Regions from separate parts of the Homo sapiens genome. Here region 2 is linked to region 1. Evidence: chromatin loops called from intact Hi-C (ENCODE). Cell type or tissue: CD4-positive, alpha-beta T cell. All regions are shown on one strand. Links, peaks and the distances in the headings refer to the core of each region. The heading gives the core; the rest is flanking DNA. Region 1 overlaps LINC02725 (long intergenic non-protein coding RNA 2725). Region 2 has its middle 160 kb from the start of MIR6090.

Region 1 (9,092 bases), core at 1,987-6,986:
TGTATATATGTATATATGTATATGTACATATATGCATACTATATGTGTATATATACACATATGCATACTATATATGTATACATAATTACATATAAAAACATGCATAATTACATGCGTATATGTATATATAATTTTATATCACATATAATTAATAACTACTATATACGAGGCACTTTGCAGTGTCTCAATTGGAGATACATTTGTCATTTGGAAACATGGGCAGGGACAATGGAAATTGTAGAAGTCAAGCAAAGTGTCTCAGCCAAATATGTTTTCCATAATTCCTTGCAAGTCTGTTCCCAGGCCTTCGCTTTCTCTGTGTGCCAAAGTGACCCTGCTGGGAAAATGGACCATGGAGACAACTGGAATGACTTTCACAGTGGGACTCGGGTTTTACCCTTGTCCTTAATAGCATATAAAAGCCTAGGCTGAGTTCAAAGGCAGGGAACATCAATCTTCGATAACACACATTTTTTAGGGTAGTGTGAGGAGTCAGGAATGTGTGACATGATGTGCGGGGCTGGGATGTGAGGTGGCTGCTGCTGGAGACGTGCCTCACGTTACATAAGAAGCACTTGCTTTCTCCAGAGCTGGACGTTGAACCAGCCTTATGAATGCTGAATGAAGCTGCAGTCCACACTTCTGAGGGAAGGGTGAGGTTTTAGAACACTTCAGGACATCCTGGCTGGTGGAATTCAGGTATTTCTGAAAGCCTCACATCACAGAGCACAGTCAACAGGGCAGCTGAGTTTTGAAGCCAGGCATTCCAAGTTAGATTTCTTTCATCCACATTCCTAGAGACACAGCCAATTCTCCCTCTGTCGGGAAGAGCTGCCTCCTTGTCCTCTTCCTGCCATCCTGCCTGACTTGTCTCCATGCCCTTGACACCTCAGAGGTTACAGGGTTCCTTCTCTAGAATACGTGTTTGTTTGTTTTTCCCTGGCTCAAAGCTTAGGTAGAGGCCCATCCTGTGAACTCAGTGACCCGCCCCTTTACTGTGTAACAGCATTTTTACATGATCATTTTTGCTTGTCTGCCTCAGCCCCTGAATTTATTCTTTGGGTTGTGTCTCTAGTGCCTAACATGGTGCCTGGCAATAGCAGATGTGAAAAAATGCTCATTCACTCTCAGATGAATCAATGCCTGCAGTCTCCCAGAGCATCAGTCTATGCTAACATATGTGGCCTTCTGGGAGCCTTTGCCTTCAGTTCCTATGGAAACTGGGTGCTGCATTTCACTTAATGTAGAACATCTGAAAACAGGCCTTGTGGGAGGAGCCCTGGAGTGCAGGACAATGAATGGCTCATTAGTGTCAGTGAAACTTCCCTCCATGTGCAATTGCGTACACCATTAGCATCTGGTCCTGAATAAGTGGGGGACTCCAACAGATGTTCCAAAGGCTCCATGGCTAGCTTTCTCCTCATTCACAAAATTGTGTTCCCTGCTACTCCCCTATTGGCCTGTAGAACAAGAAAGTGATCTTCTGAAGAACCCTAACTCTGTGTCCCTTGAAATAAACCAGGTTCCTCTCCTCATTGCAGCTTCTGGAGGGAAAGAGACGAGAGAAAAGATGGATAAATAAGCATAAGTGACAGAGCTAGATATCTATGTTGGGCACAGAGCTGCTGCTGCTGCTGTGTGTGTGTGTGTGTGTATTTCACATTGTATTAGTTTGTTAGGACTGTTGTAGCAAAGTTCCATAAATACCTTGTGGTTTAAATACCAGGTGGCTTAAACAACAGAATTTTGGCTTCCCTGTTCTAGAGGCTGGAAGTCTGACATCAAGGTTATCAGCAGGGTTGGTTGCCGGTTCCTTCTGAGGGCTGCGAGGCAGAATCTGCTCCATACTTCTCTCCTAGCTTCATGCGTTCCTTGGCTTGTAGACAGACATCTTCTCTCTGTGTCTTCACTTAATTTTTGCTCTGTACATACCTGTCTCTGTATCTCCCAGTTGATATGGGGTCATTATAGTGAGCTGTAATCCAATATTATTGGCTCCCCTTGAAGGGACCCCATATCAACTTAATCATCTGCAAAAGCCCTATTTCAAATAAGTTCACACTCACAGATAAGGGGCTTAGGATTTCAACATCTTTTTGAGGGACACGATTTAATCCATAACACATATTAAATTATTTCAGGCCATTTTAAAATAAAAGAAAACGGGCACAGAGAAGACAACAATTTTTTTTCTTTTTTTAAATTTATTATACTTTAAGTTCTGGGATACATGTGCAGAACGTGCAGGTTTGTTACATAGGTATACATGTGCCATGGTGGTTTGCTACACCCATCAACCCATCATTTACTTTAGGTATTTCTCCTAATGCTACTCCTCCCCTTGTCCCCCAGCGCTCAACAGGACCCAGTGTGTGATGTTCCCCTCCCTGTGTCCACATGTTCTCATTCTTCAACTCCTACTTATGAGTGAGAACACGTGGTGTTTGGTTTTCTGTTTCTGTGTTAGTTTGCTGAGAATGATGGTTTCCAGCTTCATTCATGTCCCTGCAAAGGACATGAACTCATCATTTTTTATGGCTGCATAGTATTCCAAGTCTTTGCTATTGTGAATAGTGCTGCAATAAACATACGTGTACATGTGTCTTTATAGTAGAATGATTTATTATCCTTTTGGTATATACCCAGTAATGGGATTGCTGGATCAAATGATATTTCTAGTTCTAGATCCCTGAGGAATCACCACACTATCTTCCACAATGGTTGAACTAATTTACACTCCCACCAACAGTGTAAAAGCATTCCTATTTCTCTACACCCTCTCCAGCATCTGTTGTTTTCTGACTTTTCAATGATCGCCATTCTAACTGTCATGAGACGGTATCTCGTTGTGGTTTTGATTTGCATTTCTCTAATGACAAGTGATGATGAGCTTTTTTTCATATGTTTGTTGGCCACATAAATGTCTTCTTTTGAAAAGTGTCTGTTCATACCCTTCACGCACTTTTTGATGGGGTTGTTTTTTTCTTGTAAATTTGTTTAAGTTCCTTTTAGGTTCTGGATATTAGCCCTTTGTCAGGTGGATAGATTGAAAACATTTTCTCTAATTCTGTAGGTTGTCTGTTTACTCTGATGATAGTTTATTTTGCTGTGCAGAAACTCTAGGTTAATTAGATCCCATTTGTCACTTTTTGGCTGTTGTTGCAATTGCTTTTGGTGTTTTAGTCATGAAGTCTTTGCCCATGCCTATGTCCTGAATGGTATTGTCTAGGTTTTTTTCTATGGTTTTTATGGTTAATGTTACAATATTATATTGAACTGAAATTGGGTCTGCTAGATTTTGATCTCCTGACTTTTACATTATTTTATGCTATTGGGAGGAGAGAGTGAGAGGGAAGTTATGTCATAAAGAAGTTTGTCCATTCAATAAAATGGCAAAGCCTAGGCAACATCACATAAAAGTGGGAAAAGCCATCGTCTGTTAAATTGTTTCTTTTCTTACTCGTTTATTTTTACCTCATGTTTTATTTTGAACCAAGATTAACACTACTGACCCTAGTCAAAACTTTTTTCACTTATTCATCCTACAAATATTAATCGAGCATCTACCATTGGCCTAGGAGACTTCTAGGAGGTAAAAGTACTGCAGTAAGCCACACATATCCCTGCTGTCATGAAACTTGGATTCTGTTGTGTAGGGATGGTCAAGAAAAGAGATATCATTCATTTATACTTTCATTGTTGATATTTATATTTATTTCCTGATGGTAAAATATCAGGTCATGAATAAGCTAAAGCCAGATACAGGGATAGAAGGCTACTGGGAATAACATAGGCTGGTAAGGCAAGGGGTCTCTGAGAGAGTCCTGAGGAAGTGTGGATAGGAGCCTGTATTAGTCTGTTCTCATGCTGCTGATAAAGACATACCCAAGACCAGGTAATTTACAAAGGAAAGAGGTTTAATGGACTCACAGTTCCACGTGGCTGGGGAGGCTTCACAATCACGGTGGGCGGCAAAGGAGGAGAAAAGGCACATCTTACATGGCAACAGGCGAGAGAGAGAGCATGTGCAGGGAAACTCCCCTTTATAAAAACCATCAGATCTTGTGAGACTTATACCACTATCATGAGAACAGTATGGGGGAAACACCTGCTCTCATGAATCAGTTACTTTCCACTGGGTCCCTCCCATGACGTGGGAATTATGAGAGCTACAATTCGAGATCTGGGTGGGGACACAGCCAAACCATATCAGGGCCACAGGTGACCATGCAAATAACATTTCAATATGGAGCAACGAATCAGTGCAAGCCCCCAAGGCAGGAGCATGCTTGGCAGGTTTCCAGAAACAAAGCAGAATGAGCCCTGGCACCATGATTTAATTCGGTAGTAAGGGCTACTGAGAAAGAAGGACCCTATTTAGCCAAGGAGTAGACTCCGGAAAATGCAAGGCAAGTTGAATGGAAGGAGAGGAATCACACAGAGCATAGAGCAGAGGTTATGAAATAAGAGAAAATATCCATCACAATGATGACCTTCTTTGGTCATCAGAACCAGAACACTGAAGTTATCATTGCGTTTTCACTGTCCTTGATTCCATTAACTAAACTGGCCGTGAACTTTTGCCAGTTTTACTCTAAGATTTTCCTCCTATCTATCCTTTCTTTCTGGTCACCCATCCCTGCATTTATTAGTACTCTTCAGGTCATTGTTCTTTTCCCAAGTTTATCCTTCACAATCCTACTCATCTTCCATGTGTTTCCACTGCATAAATGCCACTCTCTGCCCTTAAAATATAAACTCATAGCCCTTTCCCTACAATTCTGAACTTGTTACCACTACTCAGGTCAGCACATCCAAAGGCCCAAGAGCAGAGCAAGCAATTTAGGGTAGAGGAGTATTTGAGGACACTGGGAATATATGCCCATTAGATTGTTTCTCTTACCACTCTGGGAGATGTTCTTGCCCATTCTTAGTCCCCATATGATCCCCATCTTATTCCCATTCCCCATTGTGACCATGCTTCTCTGGCCACCATTATTTGGTCCAGTAGATGGTGCTTGGTCAAATTGGGCCAAGTAATATCTTTTAGATGGACAAATTAAATTAAGCACTAGAGAGATTCTGTTGTTTTTCTAAGAGTGTGGATCTGTAATATGTACATTTGGAAGAGATCAACCCTTTGATCTGAAGAAATAGAGAGAAACAGCAACAAGAAGAGGGTGGGGGGTGTTGGGAGGGAGGAAGAGAGAGTCAGAGAGAGAATGCACACAGTTGTACAAAAAGGAGTAAAATTGAGGAATAGAAATAGACTCCTGACAACACGTAAGTCAGTAGTTTAAATTCATTCCTAAACTTTGTCTGCTTTTTACCCCTAGATCTTGTGGGATATCGTTTTCTTCAGTTGAACTTGAATGGTTTCCATTTTGTATGTCATCAAGGGTTTGATGAAGTCAATCCTTCTTTCAGTTTTGCCCCATCCTAATGTCTGCTATTGGGCATTCTTATGTGATAGTTTGGTAAGTTGGATGGTATCATTTCTATACTTGACAGTTATGTCTAAAATATACATGATTTGTTTGCTGAAGTTAAATGTGTGTTCTTAAAGTGTCTGTCATTTGCTGCACTGGAAGAAAAGAGCAAATGAAGTCTATTTTTACAGTGGGCAGTTGTGTTTTACTTTATAAAAATGAATGATCAAATTACAAAAGAATGATTTACAACTGTTATTGAGGGTGTTAGATATTTGACCAAAAAGATAAGACCTAGGCATGCTTAAAACCTTTATGTTCACTTTCAGTTGAAAAACCAATGCAATGAAAGTAAGGCACATCTGAAAAGACAGTCTGTCAATAGAAGAGTAGGATCCCATCTGTAAATATGCACACAAATTTTCCCAAATATACACACACTACATGAAGCAATATGGGGCTGAGAGATTTGGGAAGGGTCATAGAGATGAAAGGCAAGGAGCTAGCATTTATTCAGTGCATACTGGGCACCAAGCACTTAGTACATGTGTGTTTAACAAGTTATACAATTTTCTATAAAAACCCTATTACATATGTACTAATCATCCCTTTTTGCAGAGAAAGAAATTGAGACTCAGATAATTTAAACCATTTATCCAAGACCATGTGCCTATTGGAACTAGTATTAAAACACAGATAGCTCTAATTTCAGAGTCCATGACCCTTCCCTGTCACTCTTCTGCCTTCCGGTTTCAAGCTGTGTGCCCTGACCTCCTGTGGAGTAGGAGCTTACAGATCACAGTCAGTGGATTCTTAGAATTCACTGTGGTGGCACAGTTGAATCTACAGGTTTATCTCTACTTGGTCTCAACCAGATATCTTCCACCTACATATGCTTGACTCAGTGTGCTGGGCTTCTTGTGTAAGGTTTCTTCTGGAAAAAATACTTCATTGCTTTAAGAAGTTTGAAAGCCATCATCACAAGTCCAAATAGGTAGTGTTTGTCCAAGTTTAATCCCATTTTCTCCAAGTTTAATCCCATTGCATCTAGGACTTTGAAAAGAAACAGATTATGACTTTCACTTTTTTTAAAAAAAAAAGCTTAGTTTTTTAAAAACTGAAGTGTAAATAGAGAAGATTGTCTATAGTATATGCATCAGAAAACCCCTCCTGAAACAGGGAAATCAACTTGTATACAATCAGAGTGGTAAGGAGAGCAAGGAGATAATCATTACATGACAATTACCAAATAACAACTTTTAAACTATAGGTACAGTTCCTTTATGAAGTAAGTGTGCAAAACTACAATGGCTCTAGCTTCAAAACAGTCTAAGAGCATCTAAGAATAAATACTTTCTTATTTTAAAAGGCATGCATATCCCCAAATTCAGCATCAGCAAGCAAGCAAACGAGATCTGGGTTTCTGCAAGCCACATGGTACAAAGATGGTTTGGACCTGACCCACTTTCATGGTTCTGGTTTTCCCTGTGTAGCTGTTTTCATTGCATAATTGCGTTGCTGATTGAGCGTCGGTCACCTTAGGCATTGGGCTGAGAAGCCAGGGGACACTATTGCAGAGCCTGTTGCTTATGACAGGGGTTAACATTGAAGCACCACAGAATGGTATTCAGTATGGTGGAAGCAGTCTCAGGCCTCAGGCCACAAGGGTGGAAAGCAGCTGAGCTGGGGAGGTTTTGTGGTATTGATTACAGAGTAACAGGAGAGGAGGAACTAAGGCGGAATGTGCATGTTCAAGTCCTGACCACCTAACCTCTCAGATCCTCAATGTGAAATGGCATTAATAAATGAAGTTTATAATGAGGTTAATCATCAAAAAGTTGTATTTAAAAAATAGGCCGGGTATGGGGGCTCATGCCTGTAATCCCAGCATCTTGGGAGGCCAAGGCCGGCGGATTAGCTGAGGTCAGGAGTTCGAGATCAGCCTGGCCAACATGGTGAAATCCCATCCCTACTAAAAATGCAAAAATTAGCCAGGTGTGGTAGTGGGCACCTGTAATCCCAGCTACTCTGGAGGCTGAGGCAGGAGAACTACTTGAGCCTGGGAGGTGGAGGTTGCAGTGAGATGAGATCATGTCACTGTACTGTAGCCTGGCTGACAGCAAGACTCTGTCTCAAATAAAAATAATAATAAATGACATAATGCATGCTCCTGTTTCTTTCCTCCTACTATATTCTTCACATTGTACTTTTTGTTCAATGTCTGTGTTTCCCACTGGACTATAGTTCCTGGGGTCGAATATGATGTTGTTCTTGGAGGCTGCTATATAACTGACAATCAGCCCAATGCCTTGTACAGAGATGTACCTGGACATACTTCTGCTGAACGAATGAATGAATGAGTTTAACAGTATTTTGTTAAGTATACAGAATTGTTACTTGAGCTTTTGCCATTTCTTGACTGCTAACTGGTTAATTTCTTATCCAGAGAAAACCCTCCTACTCAAAAGTTGTTTACAGGGAATGACGCCCTTGAGTCACATCACAGTGATAAAATATGTACTCGGCAATCCCTCCTCACCCCCAAACTGGCCTCTTGCAATCTCCACCACATGATGATCCCGTGACGTCTAGGAAACAGCCCATTCTGTAGAGAATAAAAAGCTGTCCATCTCTCATTGTTCCTCCTTATAACCTTCCTCTCCTGCCCTGGCTCCTCACCCCCATCCTTTTCTATTTTCTACTTCCTGATCCATCTTGTCCCCAGGCCACTACTTGAAGTATGAGCAGTCTCCCTGCCTTAGGCAATTGATAGGTCCAGGGACACCGAGGTCAGAGCACAGATTGTTTTCCAAGTGTCCCTGAAGCCCCTGTATGGTGCTGGGGAGTCAAGCCCAAGGAGGCAGTTCACAGGAAATGGGACTGAATTTGCAACAAGCGGCACAAAGTGGCACCGGATATCACCAAACAACCAAAACACTCATTGTTTTCTCCCCACCCTGTGACCCAGGCCTGGGTTTATAAAGAGACAGCAGCTGCAGTCCTGGAAATCCCAGGTGAACACTCAACAGAGGGCACTGTTAGAAGGAAGCCAGGTGCTAGGCTTTGAGTGAGGGATGTTGACTGAGATTTCTGGGGTTCCATTTTTGTCTAGAATTATGTTTGCCTAAGCAATGTGCAGGCGATAACAAGATTCTTGTGGAATTTCAGCATGGGAATGGTCCAATTGTGAGTCATTTCCTCAGTTACTTAGTCAGCAACCTGGTACTTACTGAAGGTCTTCTACATGCTGGGCACCAGGCTAGGGGTGGAGACAGACAAGGGAAGATGCTCAGCACATGAGCCTTCAGGCCAAAGTGAGCTTCTGTTCTAGTTCTCATTCTGCTTCTTACTCTCCGAGCAACCTCAAGCAGCTGTATGACCTCATGGAGACAAACTGTGAATATTAAACAGAGATAATACATATGAACATCCAGGGGCTCAATGGGATAATTTATGTATGTATCGAAGTTCCTGATTTCAAGATCTTGGTTATAGTTCTCTGCTCTTAACACTACTGCATAAGAGAATGATCTGGAGAAATTTTAAAGAATGCCAATGCCTAAGTCCCACCTCCAGAGATCCTAGGAACATTGCTCTATTTATGAAGCTTCCCACATCACTTAATGTGCAGCCAGGATTGAGGACAACTGTGTGACAAGACAA
Region 2 (9,092 bases), core at 1,629-6,628, 180 kb before region 1:
CTAAGAACACAAATATTGAAACAGTAGCAGTCAGCTAATTTTGCATTATTCTAAATTAAGGAAAATATTCTAATTTAAGGAAAACTTCTAGATCACCTAGGAGTTTAATGGTTCAAGCTCCCCCTTTATCTGTGGAATCTAGAAAAAAGCAGTGACTGTCTGTTGACACAACTAGTTTGTAACAAAGCTGTGGTGGATCATAGGTCTAAGACCAGTACAGTTGTCCCCCAATCCCCCATGCTACCCTTTCATCCCAAATTAAAATAAGACAGTTTCCCTCGTAACTCACCAGTGCAGTAAATCCCATGCTATGGCATAGAGTGAGACAGCTTCAACCATGACATGAGCGTTATGTAGTTGGGGTGGGGGGGGGTCTTACAAGTTCAGCAGCTGAGAAAAATTAAGGGGAGAATTGAAAATTGTCTCCAGCTGGGCGTTAGCATGTGCTAAACAGGGTTTTGATGTTAAAGGGTTTTAAGTGCGTGACTGGTACACCTCAGGGCAAGGCCCACTCTTCCCCGAGAATCTGTTCTTGCTTTTCTTTCTTTTCTTGTCTAATCAGTCCCATTCAGTTTTCAATTCTCTTTCTCACTTTGCAAAGTGCCAGACAAATTACTGGTATCCTCTATGAACCTCTGGTTTCTTTTTTGTTTTTGAACTCATACCCCCTTAAGAATATTTCAGGGTAAGCATTGCTCAAAACACATTTTATAAATTTTTAGGAACATAATTAAAGCAAAGACCTTTGTATAACTTTTATGACTCTTGATGTTCCACATTCTAATTCTCTTCGGGATGTGCATATTTTCTTAATGTTGTCCTCTTATTGTTTCTCCGAAACTCTTTTTACTCTTCAGTTTCAACAACATATCTTCTGAACTATAGGTTGTTTTAAATATTAGGATTATCAGTACAAACTTGGTGATACTCAACTGTTTCTGAATGACAAAGAGGGCAACTTCATTCGGTTTAACCTAATGTTTTGTAAAGCCATCTGGAATACACAAAGTCTCATCTGAGCAGAGACATTTTTTAAAGTAGAGAAACTATGTAGAAAAACCATGATCTTTACTGAACATTATAATGTAGAAATTTAAATATTTTAAGAAAATTTTTGTTTAAAATGTATTTTTGTGGTTTGCTTATGGTAGGTGATATGGTTTTTCTGTGTCCCCACCCAAACCTCATCTTGAATTGTAGCTCCCATAATTCCCATGTGTTGTGGGAGGTACCCAGTGGGAGGTAATTGAATCATGGGAGTGGTTTCCCCCATACTGTTCTTGTGGTAGTGAATAAGTCACATGAGATCCATGGTTTTTATAAGGGATTGCTTTTTTTGCGTGGTTCTCATTCTCTCTTGTCTGGTACCATGTAAGATGTGACTTTCACCTCCTGCCATGATTGTGAGGCCTCCCCAGCCACATGGAACTGTAAGTCCATTAAACTTCTTTTTCTTTATAAATTACCCAGTCTCGAGAGTGTCTTTATCAGCAATGTGAAAATGGACTAATACAGTAGGAGTGATATATGTCTCAGTTTCAACAGTCTCCAGGTTTTGCCTTTTGCTCGGCATCCTAGCTAGTTTAGCATTAGCTCTGGATTTTTTATTCTCTAACAAAGCATTAGTATTAATGGTTGCACTAAACTGATAGGACCACATTGTTGGGTTGAGTTTGGGAGACCTCCACTTTGTACCCAAGGGTTCTGCTGTGAGCTCTTCTAGTCTATATGAGACTCACACATAGTGAAAGGAGGTCTCAGCTTGACATGTAGTTAAGGCCCTCTTTCTGGATACAGCTAATTAATGCTTCCATTTCAAGGGAGGAATGCCAGATGCTCAATGATATAATAAAGCGTGTTTAGATACGAGCAGTGTGGGGTAGCTAATTCTTTCTGGCCGTGAGTGGAGCTGGGAGAAGCTCTGGAAGTTGCTGTGCTCATGGACCCTTGCTTCACTAGCCAGTTGTGACATGGCCTGAGAGACGTGTGAGGCTGTCAGGCTTCCAGTCAGCAGGATCGACCGCAAGGGTGGGAAATTCTATTAGACGGACATGATATAGAAGCCAAGCAGTCCTGTACACTCTACAGCGTATAGAGAATGGAGTGAGTCGTGTGCATGATTTTGCTATGGTATTTTTGCTACTTATTGTATGGTATAGATCTATAGCCACTATTTCATTGCTTTGTAATACTTTTTTATTTTTGCAATAAACCCTTTTGACAGAAATAAGTTAAAAAATAATCAAAATGCCTGTTTAATAACAGTTTAAGTACTAAGTTTTCATTCTCAAGAAAGTTGGTGATGACTCTGTAACTTGCACCAAGTATTTGTCCAGGGGCACCATCTACCCCGGAGGCTGTGGTGCTCTCACTGACCACATAGAAACAAGAACACACAAATCTGCTGAAGTGGCATCAGCATCTCCTAGAAAATTAGTAGTTATTTTAAGAAGATGGTACCTGAAGACAATAATTTAGTATCTGTAGTTCTAGAAGGTGCTTTTTACGTATAATGCTTGAAGCTTGACTTTTCATGTATGGTTTTAAATGGCTGTTCTTCCAATTTAATTTCTTTTTGTTTTTAATTCCAAGTTTTTCTGCAGGCATAATACAAAAACCAAAGTAATAGCAACTATTGTGTTGGCCCCATGTAGAGAATAAAATATTCACTAGCAGTTACATGTTGCCAATTTTATATTAGTATATTCTACCAAGTTTCTTATCTGAATGACAGAAGACAAAAATGTTATTTGAGAGATATTTTCTCAATTCTGCCAAGATGGTATATAAGGAATACTATTCTCATGTGCACAAGAAAAGTTTTTGATACATATAATGAATGCCTTAGAGCATTAGAGCTAATAGGTAAATTTAAATTTTTTGTTATAAATTTTAAATATAAAAAAATATAAATAAAAAGATGTCCTTTTCTACCTGCCATCAATTTTACAAATGTTTAAATTTTATATTAATTGACCTGAATGTCTTATAAAGTTATTACATGGTTTTTTATAAATAAGTTCTCTGAAATTTAATTGTGTTTTGGTCCAAGTCATTTGGGAATCTTTCTTTAATTAAAAAAATTTTTTTTTTGAGAGAGGGTCTACTTTTGTGGCCCAGGTTGGAGTGTGTTGGTTTAATCAAAGTTCACTGCAGCCTTGAACTCCTGGACTCAAGCAGTCTTCCTGACTCAGCCTCCTGAGCATCTGGGACTACAGGTATATGACACCATGCCTGGCTAAGTTTTTAAATTTTACCATAACTTTAAATGATTTGCATACAACAAAACTTTACCTTTTGAAGATTTTAGAAAACTGCAATTACTAAAAACAAAATTTGCAAGCAGAAATATCTTGAAAATAAAAAATACAGAAGAGGAACTGACTTTGAATACAAATGCAGGGGCTTACCTGGTCAAATGAGACTGAGAGCTCAAATAGAAGCTCTAATTCTGAAATTCAATGGAAATTTGAAATATACCTATTTGGGGGAAGATTTTTTAAATGGAACTTTTATTTTTAATTAGATGCACTTATATTCTCTAAAAGAATGGAATTAAGTTGAGATGACTTATAATTTTACAGCATTTACATTCTGTGAGACATTGAAAAATTATAAATAGAGATATGTTATTTGAAAGGTTTGAGCCTATAAAACATTTGTCAAATAAAGTAATTTGGGCTGGGTGCATTGGCTCCCACCTGTAGTCCCAGCACTTTGGGAGGCCGAGACAGGCTGATCGCTTGAGCTTACGAGACCAGCCTGGGTAACATGGCAAAACCCTCGTCTCTACCAAAACGAAAACGAAAGTGAGAACAAAAACAAAAACAAAAATTATCCGGGGGTGGTGGTGCGTGCCTGTCATCCTAGCTACTCGGGAAGCTGAGGCGAGAGGGTGGTTTCAGCCTGGGAGGCAGAGGTTGCATTGAGACTAGATTGCACTCCTTCACTCCAGCCTGGGTGATAGAGCCAGATCTTGTAAAAAAGTAAAATAAAATAAAATAAAATAATTTGGTTGGAATCCAAAAGCAGAAACTTTAAGAATCTTTGAGCTGAAATGCTTACATATTTCCTTGTAAAAAAATTAGAATTAAGAATATCCCCTCTTTAGCAGAATTTGTTCTTAATTCCCCTAAGCACTTACAGTGTTTTCTCAATAAAAAGTAAAATGGGCTAAAAGAAGAATTGATAATGCCAGTAATTACAAGTTGATGAAATGAAAATTCAGCTTTTAAGCAGATTGTAGAAAACTTTAAGGAAAAACTGAAAAATAACAGTACTAACTTAATAAAATATATATTCTTCAAAAAAATACTCCTGACACAGTTTTAGAGGCAGCTATGACTAATAAACTGATTAAAGTATATAAATATATGCCAAGTATATATTACTTTGCTTATGTTTTTAATATTCAGAAAATTAATATAAAGTTATCTCTATCTTTATTTTAATTAATTTATTTTTTGAGATGAGGGTCTTACTATTGCTCAGGCTGGCCTTGAACTCCTGGGCTCAAATGATTCTCCAGCCTAAGCCTCCTGAGTAGCTGGGCTCACAACATGCACCACCGCCTCCGGCTAATATAAAGAAGTTTTTTAATTTTTGCTTCAGTGCATATAAATAGATGATATTTTTGTCTTTTAGAAAGATTTTTTGGAAGTCTTTTTTAATTGAATTATGTTTACATATCTACCAATATTATACAACCAATTATTAAATCAAGGCATAACCTGTGGAACAATTTTCCTCTTCCTTTCCAATGGGCTATGTTCTCCCCTTTCTTCACTGCCATTTCCAGCTTGATCTGACCCGGAAGAATTTCTCTGAACCTTTTATCCATTATGGAGCATCCATCATCTGAATCACATACTGCCTGTAGCTTTCAGTGGTATACAACATGTTTCATAGCTTTTGTGTCCTTAAGTAAGGTTGATGCTCAAAATGTGTATTGTTGGCAATATGACCACACCATATTGAAGGAAGAAATGATAGACAGTCTAGTTCTAGATAAAGGACAGGATGGTATACAAATAAAATGTATGGCTGTGGCAAATCATGGGTTGTTAAAATCCTCTTTCTAGCAGCGGTTAAAACTTGAAATAGTTTTAGTGTTACAGATGACGTGAAAAGTTGGGTGGTGGGAGGACTTCTTTAGTTGGCCAAAAAGGATGAAAGGCAGGGCTAGGAAAAAGATATGTAAGAATATAAGAATTGAGAATAGATGTGTTCTAGAATAATCACATTGGTAAAGATGGTATTTTCGAAGCCTGTTAGGAAAAACAATGTCAAAATCAAGGACATTAACAAAAAAGAAGAAGAGCTTTATTGCAATAGGAAATTGGGGAAGAGAGGAAATGGAAATGAGTTTTGAAAAAGTATATTTATTTTGACAGCATTTCACCTTAGCAGAGCCTAAAATGTGATGCGTTAATGTTTATAAACAAAAACTGACGCAGAAGGAAAATCGGCAATACAGTGGTAATGCAGAAAGGAAAGGATGGATTGTTGTAAGTAATATTACATAACAAAGTTTTCAAAGGGGCTTCTTGGAGTACATCACTTCTAGTATCAGCTTTCAGAAGCAACAACAACAGAAGGCCCTAGTGATTTTAAAATGAAGTTATTGATAGAAATATGTGCTGGAAATCAAGGCACAATTACCGTTCAAAGATGTATTATTATGTTAAGAATACTTTGAATCAATCATATTTTTGTACATCTATGATAATGTCTTAAAGGGAATGTAAGCTCCCATTTCCTGTATGTGAGGCACGTTACTTGGAAATACTGGTTTTCTGACATCTTTATGTCCCAACTATCTACAGAAATATTAAAAAACGCAAATATATAAGTAGATAAGATAGAGTTTAAACCTCATCTAGGCATGGAAAACATGGAAAGAATGATACATGTTCCTTCTGGATCACGGTTTCTGATTACGAAGGGTGAGAGAGGAGAGAAAGTTAACTCTGGCAAATAAATATCTTGAAAGTCTGATAAGCTTCTTGGCTTCTCTTATTTTAAAAAATAATTATTAGGAGGAAGCTAGGAAACCTCGGTATGTTGTAGAAAGGACTTTCAGAATCAGACTTAGGAGACTTGAAATTTTTTTCCTGCACTAGATAGTGACCTTGAACAATGTAATACCCCTCTGGGTCCTAATTTCTTCACCTCTCAATAAAGGAGTTTGAGCCCAATGACAGTTAATACGATTTCTGACACAGGATTTTAAAACCCATGTAGCGATAATATGACGCAGTTATCCCAATGAGAAGATGCAAGTGGTAGAGCTGATGAGAGCAAAGGAACTGTCCAGGGTGCTTAGAAACATATGGGTCCATTCATGCTCTGGAGTTATGACCAGAAGCCACAATATGACTCCATCTGTTATTGATCTAGCATTTCTACTATGTTAAATACACAGTAAGTTACTTTGTCAGTATCAAGTGGATATAATTCAATAAGAGATCAATTTCCTTTTGTTTAAGGGGATAAATTACATATTTAGAGTCACCTCTGTTCTGTCTCCAATTTGTTGCTGATCTTTAGACCAGTCATTTCATTTATTCATTATTTGGAGCAGGGAATCCTGACAGTTTTCATGGCAATATTGATTTTTCAAGAGTCATACTTGATTTTTCAAGAGTCATCTTAGGAGATATGAGAATGCGCACTTCACATCCTGCCTCTTGTTTAACCTTGTTTAACATGTAGGAGGGAGAGAGACTTTGAAAAACAAGCATTTGACCATGGCTTAAAAATAAAGATAAAGGAAAGGGGAAAAGGAAGACATGTAAGGCAGATGAGGAGAGTTAATTATAATTAAGCAAGCCTCAGTGGCTGAACCAGGCTATGTTGAAAGTGGTTGGGGGTGTATGGGGAGGGGGTGGTTAAACTAGTTTGTCACAGCACGACCTTCTGCCCCAGCACTTGCTGCCACAGCTTCTTGCTCATAAGCTACCTTGCTGCAGAAATGGAGAGGAGCATGAGACTGTGATGCTGGCAAGTCGTAGTGAAATGTAAATCTACTGGGTGAAAAGAGAGGAGGTGTGAGCTCCTTGGAGCTGAGATACTTGTACCAATTCTATGTCCTGAAACTACTCTTGTGCCTGTTGCTTCTTCCCGGTTCTTCCTTCATCTCATGCCCTTCTGATCTTTTTTATTCTGTGTTCTATGCTGAATTTTAAGTCACAGTTTTCATCCCATGGGCTCTGGGGCATTGGATTGTTGTGAGAATGAGTGGCTTTTCCCCCAGTTAATCCTCTCACTGGCCCCAGGCCTGAGCTGCCTTTTCACTCTTGCATGCACAAGTGGCAGCCAGGAATTCAGTCTGGTAATTATCACAGCACCAATAGCCTCTAATTAATGCTTCTCCATTTCAGGCCTTATAGCCGACTCACCATTTTTGTAAAGCTCACATAGAGGACTCCATGGTTTGCTGGACTTGGAGGGATATCCAATGTACTAATACCACATCAAACTCAGAGTTATTCCTTCTTTTCAGTGACTGAGACTTTATTTCTTGGCCTGCCTAACTCTTTCTTCTCTTGAGAAGTGTTTTCTCCCAAGATGCTCATGAGATCCTCATGCAAATAAACTTCTGGTAGGCAAAGTTCAAATACACCAGTTACGCACCCAGATATATGTCCTGAAATACCAGCATCCCAGTAATTGTCTAGTTCAGGTTCAAGGTGTATCCCTATATGAAAGAAATATTCTCCTCCAGGACAGAGCAAAGGGCATGTTGACAGCAGACTTTCAAGTTGCTAAATTTGCCAGGATCAATATTTAAGCTAAGGGCTGTAAGCTAGGAATCTGGCTATAGGTTCAGTGTGACAGAGGATATATTTAGTCAAGTGTGATGCCCCAAATAACAGTAATGTCATTGAGGTAATGCTGTTATGGCACAGAAGATCTCACGGAAGGGTTTGGTAAAAACTAGACAGTGTCAGGACACCAGCTTCTTAGAGAAGGATTTTGGTCTCAGGAGAGGATTTAGAGAATGCACAAGGTAAGGAAGTCTAGCCACGGGGACTTAGGAAATGGAGAAAATGAATAGGAAGTAACCAGATAGACTCATAGGTACCAGGACTCTTCCCAGGTACACTGGATTCCAGGTTACAGCAGGACCAAAGAGAGGGTAGGTAAAAGATGACTTAGAAATTCTGGGAATGTATGAACAGAAGATTTATGTTTCTGTGTACTTAGCCTGGGAACAAATGTGAAGAAACATTTTGAAGAAAGATATTTAGCTCATTTCTCACCACTTTGAGCTTAAGCCTTTTATAGCGTAGTCAAAAGAGACTGTATAGTAGGTGGTCAAAAATATGGGTTTGGATTTTGCTTGAGAAAAGATGGGATTGTTTGATACCCTGCATACTATCTTTTAAAAAATTTTCCTCCTACTTTCATGTTTCTTGTTGTGTTTTTTCCCCCTTATTTAAACTACTTCTTATATAATTACTGAGTTTTCTAGGTATTTTGTAATTGGAAGGTTTTCAGATAATCAGTTTGATATGTTGTTGGAAGTGGCTTTGGCATTCATGGGCACTTAATAATAACACTATTAGGTAAGTGAATAAACCAAAGCTGAACATAAGGATTGCACATAAGGGGAAGATTCAGATGAAAGTCTCGGCAACATGGGCTGATAGAAAAGTCTAAATAAGTGGAAGGCAACCAGTGCTGGGCTGGGTGACAGAAAGTAAGGGGGGTGCTGTCACATGGTAGAAGTGGTCCCTCTGATGGGGGTCCGCAGGTGAGCAGGAAGAGGTGTGAGAGGGGAGAGGCATTTGGAAGCTCTCAGGTCACTTTTAAGTAAGCAGTTTCCATCAGTGATGGGAGCAGAACCTAGATTATGAAAGATTGGGGAATGTGTGGGAGGAGATTAGAAAATAGGAGCTGGGAACAGTAACTCATACCTGTAATCCCAGGACTTTGGGAGGCCCAGGGGAGAGGACTGCTTGAGCCCAGGAGTTTGAGATGAGCTTGGGAAACATAATGAGACCCCATCTCTACAAAAACATTTAAAAAATTAGCTAGGTAGGGTGGCACATGCTTGTAGTCCCAGATACTTAGGAGGCTGAGGAGGG

The links. Peaks named below come from ENCODE experiments on the same cell type or tissue, not always from the same donor. Only the 100,000 strongest peaks of a DNase experiment are listed, where the experiment ranks them.
Region 2: a loop joins it to region 1, with 2.1 times the contacts of the local background. A loop is called at or near these places in 1 of 110 quality-filtered maps.

Annotation. Positions count from the first base shown.
Region 1 is chr11:128,180,191-128,189,282 of GRCh38, reverse strand. It overlaps LINC02725 (long intergenic non-protein coding RNA 2725), which reads right to left. Exons shown (of 6, transcript NR_183639.1): 5 at 8,660-8,823; 6 at 5,727-6,482. Among named protein-coding and RNA genes, the nearest start is that of LINC02098, 24 kb to the left of the region's middle. In CD4-positive, alpha-beta T cell, for the core only: no CTCF peak of the experiment used is centred there; no DNase peak of the experiment used is centred there.
Region 2 is chr11:128,362,524-128,371,615 of GRCh38, reverse strand. No RefSeq gene overlaps it. Among named protein-coding and RNA genes, the nearest start is that of MIR6090, 160 kb to the left of the region's middle. RefSeq lists an enhancer at 3,803-3,892. In CD4-positive, alpha-beta T cell, for the core only: no CTCF peak of the experiment used is centred there; DNase peaks (open chromatin) are centred at 3,825 and 6,295; H3K4me3 peaks cover 567 bases.